Regions from separate parts of the Homo sapiens genome. Here region 1 is linked to region 2. A link is a loop called in an ENCODE intact Hi-C map of the cell type or tissue named here. Cell type or tissue: natural killer cell. All regions are shown on one strand.

Region 1 (8,000 bases), 120 kb after region 2:
AAATACCCGAAGGAAGTTGCCCATTGGGAGGGGGGGTGCCCTTTTAACCTGAGCAGAGAGCAGCTATTTAGGAATTGCCACTCAACCTCCTGCCCGTGGCGGTGGTGTGGGAACCGCTGGCTGTTTAAAGTTTCCCTATGGCCAGGTGCCGTGGCCCGTGCCTGTAACCCCAGCACTTTGGGAGGCCAAAGTGGGCAGATCGCTTGAGCCCAGTTCAAGACCAGCCTGTGTGTAGCAAAACCCCGTCTCTACAAAAAATAGGAAAAAAAAATGCTGGAGGTAGTGGTGTATGCCTGCAGTCTCGAGAGGCTGAGGTGGGAGGATCGCTTGAGCCCAGGTTGCGGAGGTTGCAGTGAGCCATGATCGTGACATTGCACTCCAGCCTGGACTACCAAGGGACACTGTGTCTCAAAAAAAAAAAAGAAATCCCCCTATATTCATGGTGCCCCAGCACAGCTGCAAGCAATAAGTCGCCACCAGAATAATCCCACTTGAGAAGCTTTGCCTCCATGGCCGTTACTTCCTTTGCAGTATTATAGGGGTGATCACCCTCTTTTTACCAATGAGGAAACTTGGGCTCCAAGTGGTGAAACATACTGCCTGAAGACATAGACAGTACATCATGGATTGACTCACTGGAAATGGTCTTAGAGATGGCCCCAACCAACCCTCTCGTTTCACAGGTTTGGTAACTGAGGCCCAGAGACAGGATTGTGACCATTGTATTAGTAAGTGCCAGATCTGAGGCTAGAACGCAGCTGTCCTGATTCCAGGCTCTGCTCTCTCTGCTGACACTTCCTCCTTTACCTATTGATGAGGAAGCCAGACTGAGCTGAGCATGGGAGGGAGAAGGGTCGGGTTGCCCAACCTGAATTTCGGAACCCAGAAGCGGTAAAACAGCGCTCTAACATGCCTCTTCATTCCCCACCAGAACCTGGGTTTCCTACAGATTTCCCCACTTTAGGGTTGGAGTGAGGCAAGTGGGAAATTGTAGTTACATAACTGAGCCCTCTGCTCAGTGGTTAAGTCTGTGGAGGCAGGCAGGCCTGGGTTCAAATCCCATCCACCACTATTAGTAGAAGTAAATAAGTAACTTGACCTGTCTGTACTGGCAATGCATGTTTATTTCTGAGCACACTGTCTAGAACATACGAAGGACTCAGTATATCAGCTCTTTATTATCAATAATAGGCAGGATTCTATTTTAGAGAAGAGTAATCAGGGTCAGAGGGGGGAGTCTGATGCTCTACACTATGCCTGCTACACAGAGAGCTAAGTGGGGAAAGATTATTAGAAAAATCTCAACCAGACCAGGCTCAGTGGCTACACCTATAATCCCAGCACTTTGGGAGGCCGAGGTGGGTGGATCACCTGAGGTCAAGAGTTCAAGACCCGCCTGGCCAACATGGTGAAACCCCATCTCTACTAAAAATACAAAAAAAAAATTTAGCCGAGTTGCGGTGGCGGGCACCTGTAATCACAGCTACTTGGGATGCCGAGGCAGGAGAATCACTTGAACCCAGGAGGCGGTGGTTACGGTGAGCCAAGATCACACCACTGCACTGCAGCCTGATTGACAAGAGCAAAACTGTCTTAAAACAAAAAAAGAAAGAAAAAGAAAAATCTCAACCAAGCAAGGGACACTGAGTGCAGAAGCGATGAATTAACCACAGGGAGGACTAACAAAGGCTCCTTGGAGAACGGGACACTTGAGAGCACCTCAGCAGATGGTTAGAGAAGCTCTTACATTAGAAACTACTGAAGGAGGGAGGGGTGTCCAGGCAGAGGCAATGGCTGAAGCAAAGGCGCAGAGCTGGGAAAGGAGAGGTGTGTGGGAGTGCTGGGGCCCGTCACCCGCTGTGCGAGGACGCCCTCTGGGAAGGTCACTGAGTCCAGGCTGAAGAGTATGGACTTTATCCTCCAGGCACTGGCTAGCCCCTGAATGTGCTAGGGAGGGAGATTATATGATTAGAGATGTCCTTTAGAAAAGATATCCCCAGGGACCAGCATGGAGGAGACAGGACCAGCAGCTGGGGTCCCTAGGTGTCGGGGGGATGAGGACACAAGCCAGCACAGAGGATGCAGAGATGGAGAAAAGAGAAGGACACTGGGGAGCGAGAAAACAGGGAAAAGGGCCCTAAAGTGCCATGGGGAGTGAGCGGGGAGGAAGCAGATGTGAAGCCAAGTTCCATTCCCTAAGAACTCAGAGAAGGACATGAGGACAGAGGTCCCTGATGTAGGCTGTCCCACTGCCCTCCTCTCAGCTAGGTAAGGACTGACAAAACCCTAAACAAGAGCTGTCTGGGAATGTCCCCCCACCACACAAACAGGCCCAGCTGTTAAAATTTCCAGAACATGCATTTCCTTCTGTGGGATGGCCCCACCCCTTCCTCCCAACTACCACCATCTGCCTGTTGTGCTGCCAGCTGCAGGCAGAACCCCTCCCTGGCCGTCTTGAAGGCCATGGACCTTGACCTGGGAGGGCCTGAAAGGAAAGTAGGGAGGGTGGGGAACTGACATTTCCTTCCCCCACTTTCCCATGTGCCTGCTATCCACTCAAGGCCCGTAAATACTGCTTGTCACACAGAATTACAGTCACTGCCAGCCATACCCACAGAGCACACAGTAGAATGAGAAACACATTGCTGGTAATACAAAGGAGTGTAAGGTATTCTGCTGGTAACACATACAGAGACACACATTGTTGACCATACAGAGAAAATAATTTTTTTTTAGTTTGCTGATAACAACCAAAAATACAGACATTATGTGTGTGTGTGTGTGTGTGTGTGTGTTGCTGTGCACGTGGGAAACACCTCGCATATGTATCCTAACTTGTTCTTCACACACACTGGGGCATGTGCACACTCACACTTTTCTTAGTGCATAGCCTTAGTGTGCCCCACACACCTCCAGAAATCAGGAGTCTGCTTGTTGTTGTGTAAGCCCATCAGAGGAGGACAACCAACCAGGCTGTGTGGAGGGCAGACTTCGAGCCCAACAGCCCTGACTTGAACTCTGATCCTACTTGGCATCCTATTCTGGGAGACAAGACTAGCTCCTTGGAGAACCAGGCAGTAAATGAGATCAAGCCTTGGAAAACGAGTGAAGTCCCCGGGGAAGGCTTTCTGGATACGGTGAGGCGCACAGCGAGTGAAATTTAAAGAGGTAGCAGAGAAAAATTGATTCTCCTTCAAAAGTATGGATCCCATTCTGTTCACTTTTCCAGGAGCATTCTAGAAACTGGTGGTGAAGGGGTTAACTGTGCCAGCTACCACATCCCTTGCCCCCACAGGGCTTTGAAAAACCAGAGTGCTGGGATTTGCCCAAGGTGAGTCAGGGTCACTACCTTCCTGCTGCCTTTGGCCGTTCCCAGGATAAAACTCCCCTGGTTGAGTGAGATGGAAACCTAAAATGAAACCTTGCTAGAGTCCCGGACTCAAGCCTCATTACTGTCACCTTTGTCAGCAGCCGCAGCGCCAAATCTATCGTCACCATCATCACTTCTCCCTGAGGCCTGGTATCCCGTTGGGGTAGGAATGTGCTGATTTTGCTTGGGCAACGCACCCTCTCACTGGGCCTCAGACTCAATTTTCCTACATTGGAGGATACTTTAGAGGCAAAATGAGATTAATTTCATGAGGAGCCTAGCACAGTGCCTGGTACCCTGGGAATGTTCAGGTCCTATTACCTGCCCTTCTGTCTTTCCCAGTGTCCTCTCCTCTTTTCTCTCTCCCATCCCAGGGTCCAGGTTAATTGCAGTGCAATATTTGCATAGACGTGAGACCTCACCCGGGGAAATTCCCCCTGGTGACCAACCAGGTTTCCTTTCTGAGGTCAGGCCACATCATCAGACACTGCTCCTTCCTCTCCGGCTTGCCACTGCCACCGCTGGCTTTCGCCCCTGTCATCTGGTGGGTTTAGATCCTGGCACACAGATTTAGGCTCATCCTTTGACCTTGGGCACTGTCCAGAGGGTGGGGATGTGGAGGCTGGGCTAGGGACCCAGAGCAAAACAGTGAGGGGATAGATATTCAGGGAGAAGAGGAAAGGGCAGCAGGTAGGTGGTGGATAGGAAGCCTGGATTGCAATTTGAACTCATCAGTAACTCCCTGGCTGCCCCTGGGCACAAGCCTTCCCTTCTCTGAACCTTAGTTTCCCCTTCTATCCAGTGAGAAGATTGGTCAAGATAATCTCTAAGCTTTGTTCCAGATCTGATAGACTAAGAAGCCACTTCCTTTGCTTCCACTTCCTTTGGCAGCACAGTGTTGCAACATCTGTACTTGGATCCCCTTCCTTTGACAAGAATCTTGCAACATGCCACCCTGTATTAGTTTCCTTGGAAAGCACAATTTTGCAAAAGGCCTCCCTGAATCCCATTTTTCAAATGCTGATAGAATGACACATACCTCCTCTCCACTTAGTGGCTTAGCTTGCGTTTTAACTTTTCCTTTCACACCCATCATACATACTGTTCTGTGACTCCCCGAAAGAGGGATTCTCTCTACATTCTGAAATTTGTTGTCCCTATCCTGGTATTGAGAAGTCACCTTCCTGATACAAAAAGAAGGAACAAGTTGGGAGACCACAGTGACTCAACGACAGTAAGTTCCTGGGATCACCTGAATCAGAACCAGCTGTTAAAAGGGCAGATTTGTCTCAAAAAAAAAAAAAAGCAGCTTCTAGGTCAGTGGTCACAACTTTGCATCTCAAAATCACCTGGGGGAGCTTTATCAATACCCATGCCCAGGCCACACCCCCGGAGATTCTGGTTTAATTAATCTGGGGTGGGGCCTGGAGGGTCCGCGTGTTTAGAAAGATCCCCAGGTGATTTAAATGTGCAGTCAGGATTGCAGGTGATTTAAATGTGCAGTCAGGATTGCGAACCCCTGGTCAAAGGACACTAAAGTTAACAAACCCATGGTCTATAATATTCTCTATGAAATTATCCTAATGGATGCCCTTTTGTGCACACAGCTGTGCTCAGTGTTATAAATGGGTGAAGAGAATTTACTCCCTTTTACAGATGAGGAAGGTGAGGGATGGCGAGAGGAAGTACTGATGAGGCCATATGGTGAGTCAGTAATAGTGGCTGGCCTGGCACCAAGCAGATGCCTGTGGCCTCAAAGTTTGAGGCCTGTCCATTTACTCACAGTCTGAAAAAGGGTGCTGCCAGCTCTTCAGACAGCTGTTTGCAACCAGGGTTACCCCATGTGCATCAGTAAAATAAGGAGGGATATTTGTGGATTTAACACCTGCCTCTATCACTAACAAGTCAAATCCCCTTTCTCAAGACGTATTTCTCACTGTCCCCAGATCTCTTCCTGAAGTGCCAGTTTGATCAGAACATTTTTGGCCACAAAAGTATTTTGTTAATGTTAGTGGAAAGACTCCTATGCGCCCCCCCCCCCCATTGCTTATAGAATGGAGGCGACATTCTTTTCTTTTTTCTTTTTTTTTTTTTGAGACGGAGTCTTGCTCTGTCACCCAGGCTGGAGTGCAGTGGCACGATCTTGGCTCACTGCAAACTCCACCTCCCGGGTTCACGCCATTCTCCTGCCTCAGCCTCCCGAGTAGCTGGGACTACAGGTGCCCGCCACCGCACCCGGCTAATTTTTTGTATTTTTTAGTAGAGATGGGGTTTCACCGTGTTAGCCAGGATGGTCTCGATCTCCTGACCTTGTGATCTGCCTGCCTCGGACTCCCAAAGTGCTGGGATTACAGGCATGACTCACTGTGCCCGGCCAGAGGCGACATTCTTTAGCCCAGTGTTCAAGGCTCCCGAGGTCTGTCTGCCCAGTCTCAGCTCTCTTTACATGTGTATCCCCAGTCCTCTACTCTCCCCAACGTCGGGGACACTGTACACATCACCCCCCTCGATGGGGTTCTAGCATTTCATTCTATGACCCACTTCCTTCTCCTTCTCTTCTTCCCTCCACAAGCATTCATGGATTGCCTGCTGTTTGCTAGGCACTGGTGAAATTGTGACAATCAAAGAAGAAATAGTCCCTGACCACATGGGGCTTATACTCCAAAACGAGTTTTCTCTATGGACATGTTGAGAACACTGTTGATGTGTTGGGTTGGGTCATTTTTTGTTATGGGGATCTGTCCTGTGCATGGTAGGCTGCTTGGCAGCATCCCTGCCTTCTGTCCAATAAATGTCAGTAGTATACTCCCTCCTCAGTTGTGACAATGAAAAATGTCTTCAGATATTGCCAGTTGCCCTGTGGGGGCCAAAATCATCCCTGGCTGAAAACCATTTTTCTCATCAGATGCTAAATTAACTGCACCAATAATCATTTTATTACAACTAGTTGCAGAGAGAGAGAAAGGCAGGGCTTGAAAATGCAGAACAAGGGGCCTGCTGTGGTCTGGAGGGGAGTGCAGGAGTGGGGAAGGTCAGGGAAACTTCCCAGAAGAGGCACACTTAAGTTGAGACAGAGAAAATAAGCAGGCATTGGCCAGGTGAAAGGCACAGTGGAGGGGAGGTGCTGCAGCCAGGGGCCAAGGAATATGCAAGGAAGCCAAAAGAAGCAAAAAGGAAGACCAGGCACGGTGGCTCACGCCTGTAACCCCAGCACTTTGGGAGGTCGAGGCGGGTGGATCACGAGTTCAGGAGTTCAAGACCAGCCCGGCTAACATGGTGAAACCCTGTCTCTACTAAAGATACAAAACATTAGCTGGGAGTTGTGGCACGCACCTGTAATCCCAGCTGCTCAGGAGGTTGAGGTAGGAGAATTGCTTGAACCTGGGAGGCGGAGGTTGCAGTAAGCCGAGATTGTACCATTGCACTCCAGCCTGGGCGACAGGGTGAGACTCTGTCTCAAAAAAAAAAAAAATAAAAAGAAGAAGAAGCAGAAAGGAGCTGGCACATTTGAGGAATGCTTAGGGGTGGTTAGAGCGGGAAGGGATGGTAAGTAGAAGCTAGATCATGAAGGGCCTTGGAAGAATTTGTCAGCCATTGATAGGCACCCATCCAAAGGAGAAGAAGGCAGATCTGAGCTTTAAATGAGAGCCGACTGAGAATGCAATGGGCTACCTGTAAGGTAGTGAGCTCCCCATCATTGAAATAGGGTGGCAAAACTTGGCTGACCACTTGCCAATGGTTGGGGGAGGATGTGCTGGTTCTGGGTAGGCTGTTGAGCCAGTAGACATCTGAAAAACTATGATTCTATGACCTCTTCTAACTGCCTGTCTTCAAAGTTCAGATAAGCAGGTAACTTCATTGGCTTGAGTGGGACTTTGCAAAAATCATAGATTTGATGCTTGGGTGACTCAGAGAAGTAAACGCATCCTCAGTATCTACCAGTGAGTTCCTGACAGTGAGTTCTACCTAGCTGCCTATATGTGAGCAGATAATTCTCACTTTGGATTTGGAAGATCCAGCTGAGAGTTTTGGCTTCTCAAACTCTACGGGGAGTATCGGGGAGTATCAGGGAGTTTAATTAAACTGCTGCCTTTAGGGATCCCCTCGTTAGAGAGTCTGATTTCTTAGCTCTATGATGGGGTCCAGAAATCTGCCAAATCCTGGGCTAGGTCCTAATGGCATGAAGAGTTTCTATTCTTGGGGAACTTTCAACAGAATTGATGAACCAGGAAACTCACAGAGTCAAGTTCATTCATTCCCTAAGTAAGTATCAAATAGCTTTTATGAGACTGGCTCAGTCCTGTCCCTACAACATCAGCAGCAAGACCAGAGATGTCAAAATGGATGAGGTAGGGCTGGATAATTCCGTATCAAAAGAGTGGTCCTGTGACAGTTTCCTTGTGTATACCCAAATTTTGCCCTCTTTTAAGATCCAGTATAGGTCTCATCTCCTCCACATCCTCACGGGAGACATTACTTATATTTGAACTCTACTTGTGCCATTTATTAGCAGTTGTCTTAACCCACTAGGAGCCTCATTTCTTCTTTTGCAGAATAGTATATCAGTCTTATACAGTTCTTAAGAGAGATGCATGAAATAATTCATCTAAGAGCACTGAGTACTGTGCCT
Region 2 (8,000 bases):
TGACATCTCAGGGTGCATAGATCAGCCAGTGAACAGAAGTCTGAGACCTGCCTGGAAAAGGAGCTCTAAGGGGTCTCAGTATGAAATTCATGAATGTTCATATTCAAAAAATAAACTCGAAGAGTGTAAGTACCCTCCCAACGAAAGGAAGAGCCTCTCAGATGACCCTAGTTCTGGCTCTGACACCTCAGGGTGTACTTGGGCTTCCGTCCACACGGCTGGCACTCGGTCCTCTGCATCATCCTCCCTCAGCACTGTGAGCCGTCCCCAGTGACCAGGGGAGAGGGCCAGACTGGGAGCCCCCACTGCAGCAGGACTGGCAGTGGGGAGGGAGCTCCTGCTGTCCCACCTTGGCAGAGAAAAGGAGCAAGAGAAGATCCATCCATCTTTAGCAGATCTAAACCCATCCATTACCTGAAGACAAGCCATCCTATTTGTCTTGCAAGGTGAATCTTAATCCCTAAAAATAGTTTATCTTGTGTCACCTTATTTTCAAATCTGAACCTTCCAGAACATCTAGGCCAAACACTGTACTATACCTAAAACAGCCATCCACATCCATGCATCCCCCCAAGACAAGTGATATGCAGTCTGACCTACTTCCAGATTTCCTCCTCTCTGCAATGGAGTTTTTTTTCACTGAGTGTACAATGACCTTTGTGGCTTTCCTCGCCATTTTCTACTGCCCCATGTGACCCTGCCCCTGTGCCTTCCTTAAGGAAATGGCCTGGACATCAGAAAAGCTGTTACCTTTACTGGATTCAGTAATGTCCCCTCCTACATTTACATTCACCCAGAACCTGTAAATGCGACATTATTTGAAATAGGGTCTTTGCAGGGGCCATTGAGTTAAAATGAGGTCACATTGGATGGGCCCTAATCCAGTGACTGGTGTCCCAACAAGAAGAGGGAAATTTGGACACAGACACACAGGGAGAAGAGCAGGGAATGAAGTGACACATCTCCCAAGCCAGAGAACGAAGGATTGCCAGCACCCACCAGGATCTGGGAGAGAGGGAGGTAACAGATCCTCCCTCAGAGCCTCCAGAAGAGCCAGCTCGGCTGATACCTTGAATTTACACTTCTAACTTCCAGAACTGTGAGAGAATACATTTCTGTTGTTTTCAGCCACCAAGTGCGTGGTAATTTGTTACAGCAGCTTTAGGAAACTTTCATATCGCAAGGTTAATTGCTCCTTACCCACCCTCTCACCCCCAGCCCCAAGTTGCCAGCAATCAAAAATGACAGCAAGAACCCAGTGCCTCCCTTTGGAACCCATCTTGGCAGCAGAAGAGGCAGCACTGTAAACAAGGAGGTGCCTGGACAGGGCCCATTGCTTTTGGACACCAGCAGCTGCATCTGTAGAGGAAAGAGCACTGGACTGGGAGTCAAGAATGGGGCCTACTTCTTTATATTTTTTATTGATATATAATATTTTACATACTTCTCAGGTACATATGATATTTTGTTAGGTGCATAGACTGTGTAATGATCAAGTCAGGGTATTTGGAGTTTCATCACCTCGAGTATTTATCATTTCTATGTGTTGGGAACGTTTCAAGTCCTCTCTTCTAGCTATTTTAAAGTATACAGTTCATGGTTGCTATGGAACATTAGAATGTAGTCCTTCCATCTGGCTGTATGTTTGTATCGTTTGACCAGCCTTTCTTCATTCCCCGCACCCCACACACACGTCCTTCCCAACCTCTGGTATTCATCATTCTAACAATGGGTCCACTTCTGCCTCTTTTGCTAACTATTCTCTTCCCCAGCCTTGATTTCTCTGTCTGTACCTTGACTCTGGGGGAGGCTTTCAGGTTCCAAGAGAGGTACCTTTTTCTTGTTGTTGTTAATTTCTTTGTATATAAGTAATTCTTGAATGCGTTGTTGCTTTAAAAATCCTAAGAATTGGCCAGGCGTGGTGGCTCACGCCTGTAATCCCTGCACTTTGGGAGACTGAGGCGGGCGGATCACCTGAGGTCAGGAGTTTGAGACCAGCCTGACCAACATGGTGAAACCCCGTCTCTACTAAAAATACAAAAATTAGCCGGGCGTGTGGCACGTGCCTGTAATCTCAGCTACCCAGGAGGCTGAGGCAGGAGAATCGCTGGAACCTGGGAGGCAGAGGCTGCAGCGAGCCGAGATCGCACCACTGCACACCACTCGCTCTAGGTGACAGAGCAAGACTCAGTCTCAAAAAAAAAAAAAAAAAAAAAAAATCCTAATAATTTAGGTAAAATGTAAAATGGAAGCTACCCTTCCTTGACCACAGTAATTTTAGTCCATTCTCTGGAGATGACAACTGTTATCAGTTTGTGCTTTTCTAGGTACTTTTTCCTATGCATTTTTTTATCATTAGTAATAGTTGGCCGGGCATGGTGGCTCACGCCTGTAATCCCAGCACTTTGGGAGGCTAAGGCGGGCAGATCACCTGAGGTCAGGAGTTCAAGATCAGCTTGGTCAACATGGTAAAACCCTGTCTCTACTAAAAATACAAAAATTAGCTGGGCATGGTGGCACATGCCTGTAGTCCCAGTTACTGGGGAGGCTGAGGCAGGAGAATTGCTTGAACCTGGGAGGTGGACGTTGCAGTGAGCCAAGAATACACCACTGCACTCCAGCCTGGGTGACAGAAAAGAAATAGTTTAGTTTGGATATTGGTATTTTACCAAATGCCTTTCCATCTTTGTACATAAAGGTCTACTTCACTCTCTTAAACATATGAATGAAATGACATAGTATTATGTCCCTGAGTATATCCAGCCAGTCCTCAGTTTACAGCATTTCCCTACTGCAAATGGTCCTGCCCTGAGCATCCTGTGCATCCTCCTTGTCCTCACTAATGGGTACTTATTTCTGTTCACAGTGCTACTGTAGAATTAGGAGCATGCTGCGTGCAACTTGGGAGATGGCTGAGCTCTGTCATTCTCTGCTTTCAGGCAATCCCGCCCTCTCTTTTACAACCACCCTTACACTGTCTGCTGAAGAACAGGGGATGGTGTGGAGGGCTCCAGGTTCTCACCCAGGCCTCCTGAGCAAGGGACCCTCCTTTCCTGCTCTCCAGAGAAGCCCCCTCCATGACCAGAGCTAACAGCTGAGTGTGTCAAACTGCCTCTGCCCTGCCCAGAGCAAACAAGCCGGACAGGATCGACAGAAGATGAGATAGCAAGATGACCTCACTCTGCCCCTTCTTCCCCATCCACAGCATGTCAAAACCAGAAGGGCTCTTACGTATCCCATTGCACAATTCCATGCCATGCAGAGGAGGGTACAGAAGCACAGAAAAGGAAGAGTGTCCACTCAAGGTCACACAGCAAGCAGATGGCAAGCTAGGACCTTGGCTCTGGACTCTCAATTTGCCATTGGACTGTGAGACAGGTATCCAGGCGCTCAGCCTCAGATGGCAAGCTAGGACCTTGGCTCTGGCCTTCCAGTTTGCCATTGGACTGGGAGACAGGTATCTGGGCCCTCAGCCTGTCTCTTTCCCCACCCCCATCCAGCTACTGACACCATTTTCTGTCCAGCTCCTTCAGGGTCCTGCCTGCCAGGCTGACCCAAATGCTAGAAATAATGTCTAGTGCTTTTGCCAGCTCCAGGCCCTCTGAGGCAACCAGAACTAGCAGACACCCTGGGAAGCTGATATGGGACAAGAAAACGGGAGCCCTAGGGAGGAAGAAAATAAATAAGGTGTATTAGAAAGGCTTTCTCTAGGCCTCAGTGTCATCGTCTGTGAAGTGAGGCCTTGCACTCAAGGCCCTTCTGATGCTTGTCTGCTGTGGTCTGGCTCACCAGGTGCAGGGGTATTTAAGAAGGAAGTGGTCCTTTGCTCCCCTGAGACACCTCATCAGTTGGTCAGATAGGAGCAGTGGAGACCACATCCGCCCCTGACTTGTGTGCTCTGGGGGTCCTGCAGGTGTTCAGAGCATAGGCCGTGTCCCCGGTGCAGCGGAGTGGTGCAGCCTGGCACTTCTAACTTTAAGTTGGTTGTACAATCACATTGGACTGTCCTCCAGCCAGTGAGGAAATGTTGACCACACACTATATGATATGAAGGGGATGAATTAAATCTTTAATGTCCCTGGCAGTGTTTGAGTTTCAATGACATCAAATTCAGGCATTACTTTGGCAGAATATCTCTGCCCATCTTAGAGATGGGGAGGCTAAGGCCTGTATTTATGGTGTTCTGTCTGAGCTTCTGTAATTCGGGTGTGAACACTAACATTTCTCAACAGCCCTGATCATTTAGGCCCCGCCCTTCCTCCCCGAAGGCCCTGGAGTGGGGCCCCTTGGGCCACACTCCCCGCCTCCTTCCTGCCTCTACCCTCGGCCAATAGGCTCTGACTGTGGTTACTTAGATCCCAGCACTAGTGGTGCTGGGCCAGACACCGGAAAGGCAGCTCTGATATTGAGGAGGGTGTGACCTGAGCCCCTTGAGACTTAGAATCACCTCTCCCCTACAGGCTCAGCTACTCAGATAAAGCTGACCCTGGCATCAGGGGGACGGAAAGGACTCTAGCCTCAGCTGTGAGTCTGGATTCTCCCCAGGGCTCTGCTTCCCTGCTTTGCAGCTTCTGACAAGTTATCTGCCCACCCACCTCTGGGCCTCAGCTTTTCTATCTGGAAAAAGGAGGTGGGGATTGGAGTCAGCTGCCTCCTGGGGCCCTTCCAACCCTGCTCTGGGTTCCCGTAAGCCTTCCTCAGCCAGGATAGGTGTGATAGAACTACATGCTCAGAGGAAGCCAGGCCTGTGATGTATGGGACACGGAGGAGCTGGGTGAACTCTTAAGGAGTCTTCTTTAATTACTAAATTCTCTAAGTTAAGCAGGAACAATGAGGACACAAAGCACTTAATCAGAAATACACAAGCCTTGAAGGCTGACAAACAGAATGGAGTGATGGCTCCCAAAGAGGGCTAGCTCAAGTCTCTGCAGGACAGGCTGAACCTCCCTCAGGGCTACTCTTACCTTCCATCCTACTAGGATTCCCAAGGTAGGGAATAGCTGGGCGGCTTCTATCCAAGTTGCTTCTGCCTAATTCACTCTTGCCTGGTGAGGCTCAGAATTTGAGGGTAGTTGGCCGGGCATGGTGGCTCACGCCTATAATCCCAGCACTTTGGGAGGCCGAGGCGGGTGGATCACTAGGTCAGGAGATTGAGACCATCCTGGCTAACATGGTGAAACCCCATCTTCACAAAAAATACAAAAAAAAAAAAATAGCCGGACATGGTGGTGGGCACCTGTAGTCCCAGCTACTCAGGAGGCTGAGACAGGAGAATGGCGTGAACCCAGGAGGCAGAGCTTGCAGTGAGCCGAGATCACGCCACTGCACTCTAGCCTGGGCAACTGAGCAAGACTCCGTCTCAAAAAATAAAAAATAAAAAATAATTTGAGGGAAGTTTAGGGGTCTATCCCAAAGGCTTGAGTATGTGACTACAGCCATTCACCCCAAAATGCTGCTCCCTGAATAGCATTCAACAGAGCTCCCTGAGGTTCCATTAATGCTGGTGGTCTTTACATGCCATGTAGTAGATAATTTCTTTATGCTTACCAGAGGCTTTCACTTGCCGAACATCAGTGATGCTTTTTAGAATTATAGACTGTTAGAGTTCAGGGTTCTAAAAGATCACCAGTCCAATCTACAGCATGAAGTTTGACTCTCCAACCTCTTCTTGCATGCTACTAATGATGGAGCGCTCACTTCCACCACGATTCCCCACCCTCCAATGAGGCAGCCTACCAGTTTGTGATGGTTCTGAAATTTTTCTTCATACTGAACTGAAACTTCTGGAACCTCCTCATGCTTGGCCACAATCCTGTCCTCCAAGGCTGTAGATGACACGCCAGCAGCTTCTACCCATGACATTCCTGCTGAGATTTGAAGACAATATCAGGTCTTCCTGCCTGTTCTCAAGGCTGACCAACTCTTGTTCTGTTAACAGCCCCTCCTATAATTTGGTTTTGAGCCACCTCCTACATCCTGTCGGTTTCTTTGGGACGTCTTCCAGTGTGTCAGTTTACCCTCTAAAATGAGAGTATACTCTAGAGCATCTCACCAGCCCCAATCTGAGCTCATGTGGCTCTCCATGGCTCTGGACACTGTCTTCTCATTCTACCCTGACTCTGTCTGCTTTTGACAGCTGTGTCCTACTATCTCAGGTTTGCTTCAGGTTGAACCTACTGCAGGGCTCTGGTCTGCTTGACAGCAAGGATCTAGGCCCCAAAGCTGTGAGTGTCACCTGGGTATAGGGGCTCTATTTCCAGCCTTCTTAGGAGAAGGGCTGCCCTGGAGCTCAGGAGGACTGAAGAGAGCATCTGTTCCAGCCCTGACCCTTCACAGATGGGGAAACTGAGAAGGAACATGACTTACCTAAAGGCACACAGTAAAGCTGGAATTGAGTCTCCTGGCCTCAACCCCAGGCCTGGGTTCTCCCTGCATCCTGTACTGCCGGCAGCCTCCTCTGCAGCTTTCTTGCTACCAAGTTTCCGTTGACTCAGGAAGCTGTCATCCCTCTTCCAGAGTGTAGTCCGGATACCCCACCCCAGCCCTATGCTCCCCACCCCTCTTTTGGAAGGGAAAATTCTTATGTCCCCCTCCCAACTCCCCCCCCCACCACCACCACCCACGCACACACTGCAGGTGCCGTCTGCTCCATGACCTCTGAGGAGGAAGTGGTCAGGACCCCAACCTGGGGATTTTCCACTCAGTAGTTGCTTGTTGAGACCTACCTAGCTCAGGGTCACATGTCCTCAGGCTTTTGTGTGCACTAGGATCATCTGGCTAGACTGCTAAAGATGGAGATTCCGGCCAGGCGTGGTGGCTAATGCCTGTAATCTCAGCACTTTGGGAGGCTGAGGTGGGTGGATCACTTGAAGTCAGGAGTTTGAGACCTGCCTGGCCAACATGGTGAAACCCCGTCTCTACTAAAAATACAAAAATTAGCCTGGTGTGGTGGTATGTGCCTGTAATCCCAGCTACTCTGGAGGCTGAGGCAGGAGAATTGCTTGAGCCTGGGAGGCAGAGGTTGCAATTGAGCCAAGATCGTGCCACTGCACTCCAGCCTGGGCAACAGAGCCAGACTCCATCTCAAAAAAAAAAAAAAAAAAAAAAGCAGATGCAAATTCCCAGCACACATACTGTAGGTCTAGAATGCAGCCTGGACATTCGTGTTAAGCAAGCTTTCCAGGTGGCTCTAGTACAGGAGGTCCATAGACCACATTCCTAAGAAATACTGTTCTGGGCATCATAACATACTGGGGCAAGTCCAATACAGATTTCAAAATCCTGTCCTTCAGGAGCCCTTTGGGCTAGCAGGAGAGACAGACAGCTAACCAGATGTAGATACTCTCAGGGGTGCCTGGAACATGGAGAAAACAGGAACTAACTCCGCCCCAGGGCAGGTCAGGAGAGAAGCAGAGAAATGGTGTGTGCACTGAGCCTGGGGGCCCGAGGTAGACCTAACCACGCGTCACGGTGGGATGGTCTTGAGCATGTAAGATGTCTCGAACATACAGATGCCTGTGTTGGGGGCAGGCATGTAATAGGTAGCACTAGGTTATTTTAGTTGGGTTTTGACCTAGCAAATTTGCCAACATTTTTTTAAAAAGTGATAATATTCCACATTGGCAAGGTTGCAGTGAAACTGGTCTTTTTCTTTTTTCTTGAGACAGTCTTGCTCTGTCACCCAGGGTGGAGTGCAGTGGCCCAATCTCAGTTCACTGCAACCTCCGCCTCCCAGGTTCAAACAAATCTCGTGCCTCAGCATCCCAAGTAGCTGAGATTACAGGCACGTGCCACCACACCTGGCTAATTTTTGTATTTTTAGTAGAGATGGGGTTTTGTCATGTTGGCCAGGCTGGTCTCAAACTCCTGGCTTCAAGTGATCCTCCCGCCTCGGCCTCCTAAAGTGCTAGGATTACAGGTGTGAGCTACCACACCTAGCTGAAACTGATCTTCTTGCGTGCCATTTGAAGGTGAGTAAATTGGTCGAACCTTCCAATATT

What was found. Hi-C counts contacts between places; a loop is a spot of excess contacts. Peaks named below come from ENCODE experiments on the same cell type or tissue, not always from the same donor. Only the 100,000 strongest peaks of a DNase experiment are listed, where the experiment ranks them.
Region 1: it touches region 2 in a loop (2.3-fold over the local background); 8 of 110 quality-filtered maps call a loop at or near these places.

The regions. Positions count from the first base shown.
Region 1 is chr5:151,090,042-151,098,041 of GRCh38, reverse strand. No RefSeq gene overlaps it. Among named protein-coding and RNA genes, the nearest start is that of TNIP1, 13 kb to the right of the region's middle. RefSeq lists enhancers at 2,804-4,003, 3,638-4,047. In natural killer cell, a CTCF peak has its summit at 4,511; DNase peaks (open chromatin) are centred at 3,451, 3,831 and 4,251; H3K27ac peaks cover 3,600 bases.
Region 2 is chr5:151,210,626-151,218,625 of GRCh38, reverse strand. All of the region lies in intron 1 of CCDC69 (coiled-coil domain containing 69), which reads left to right. It overlaps LOC105378230 (a long non-coding RNA gene), which reads right to left and starts at 6,492. Exons shown (of 4, transcript NR_160730.1): 1 at 6,367-6,492; 2 at 5,737-5,867. RefSeq lists enhancers at 3,679-3,738, 4,089-4,138, 4,919-4,998, 5,009-5,058, 5,769-5,958 and 2 more. In natural killer cell, no CTCF peak of the experiment used is centred here; DNase peaks (open chromatin) are centred at 3,835, 4,315, 6,685 and 7,445; H3K4me3 peaks cover 3,124 bases; H3K27ac peaks cover 7,952 bases.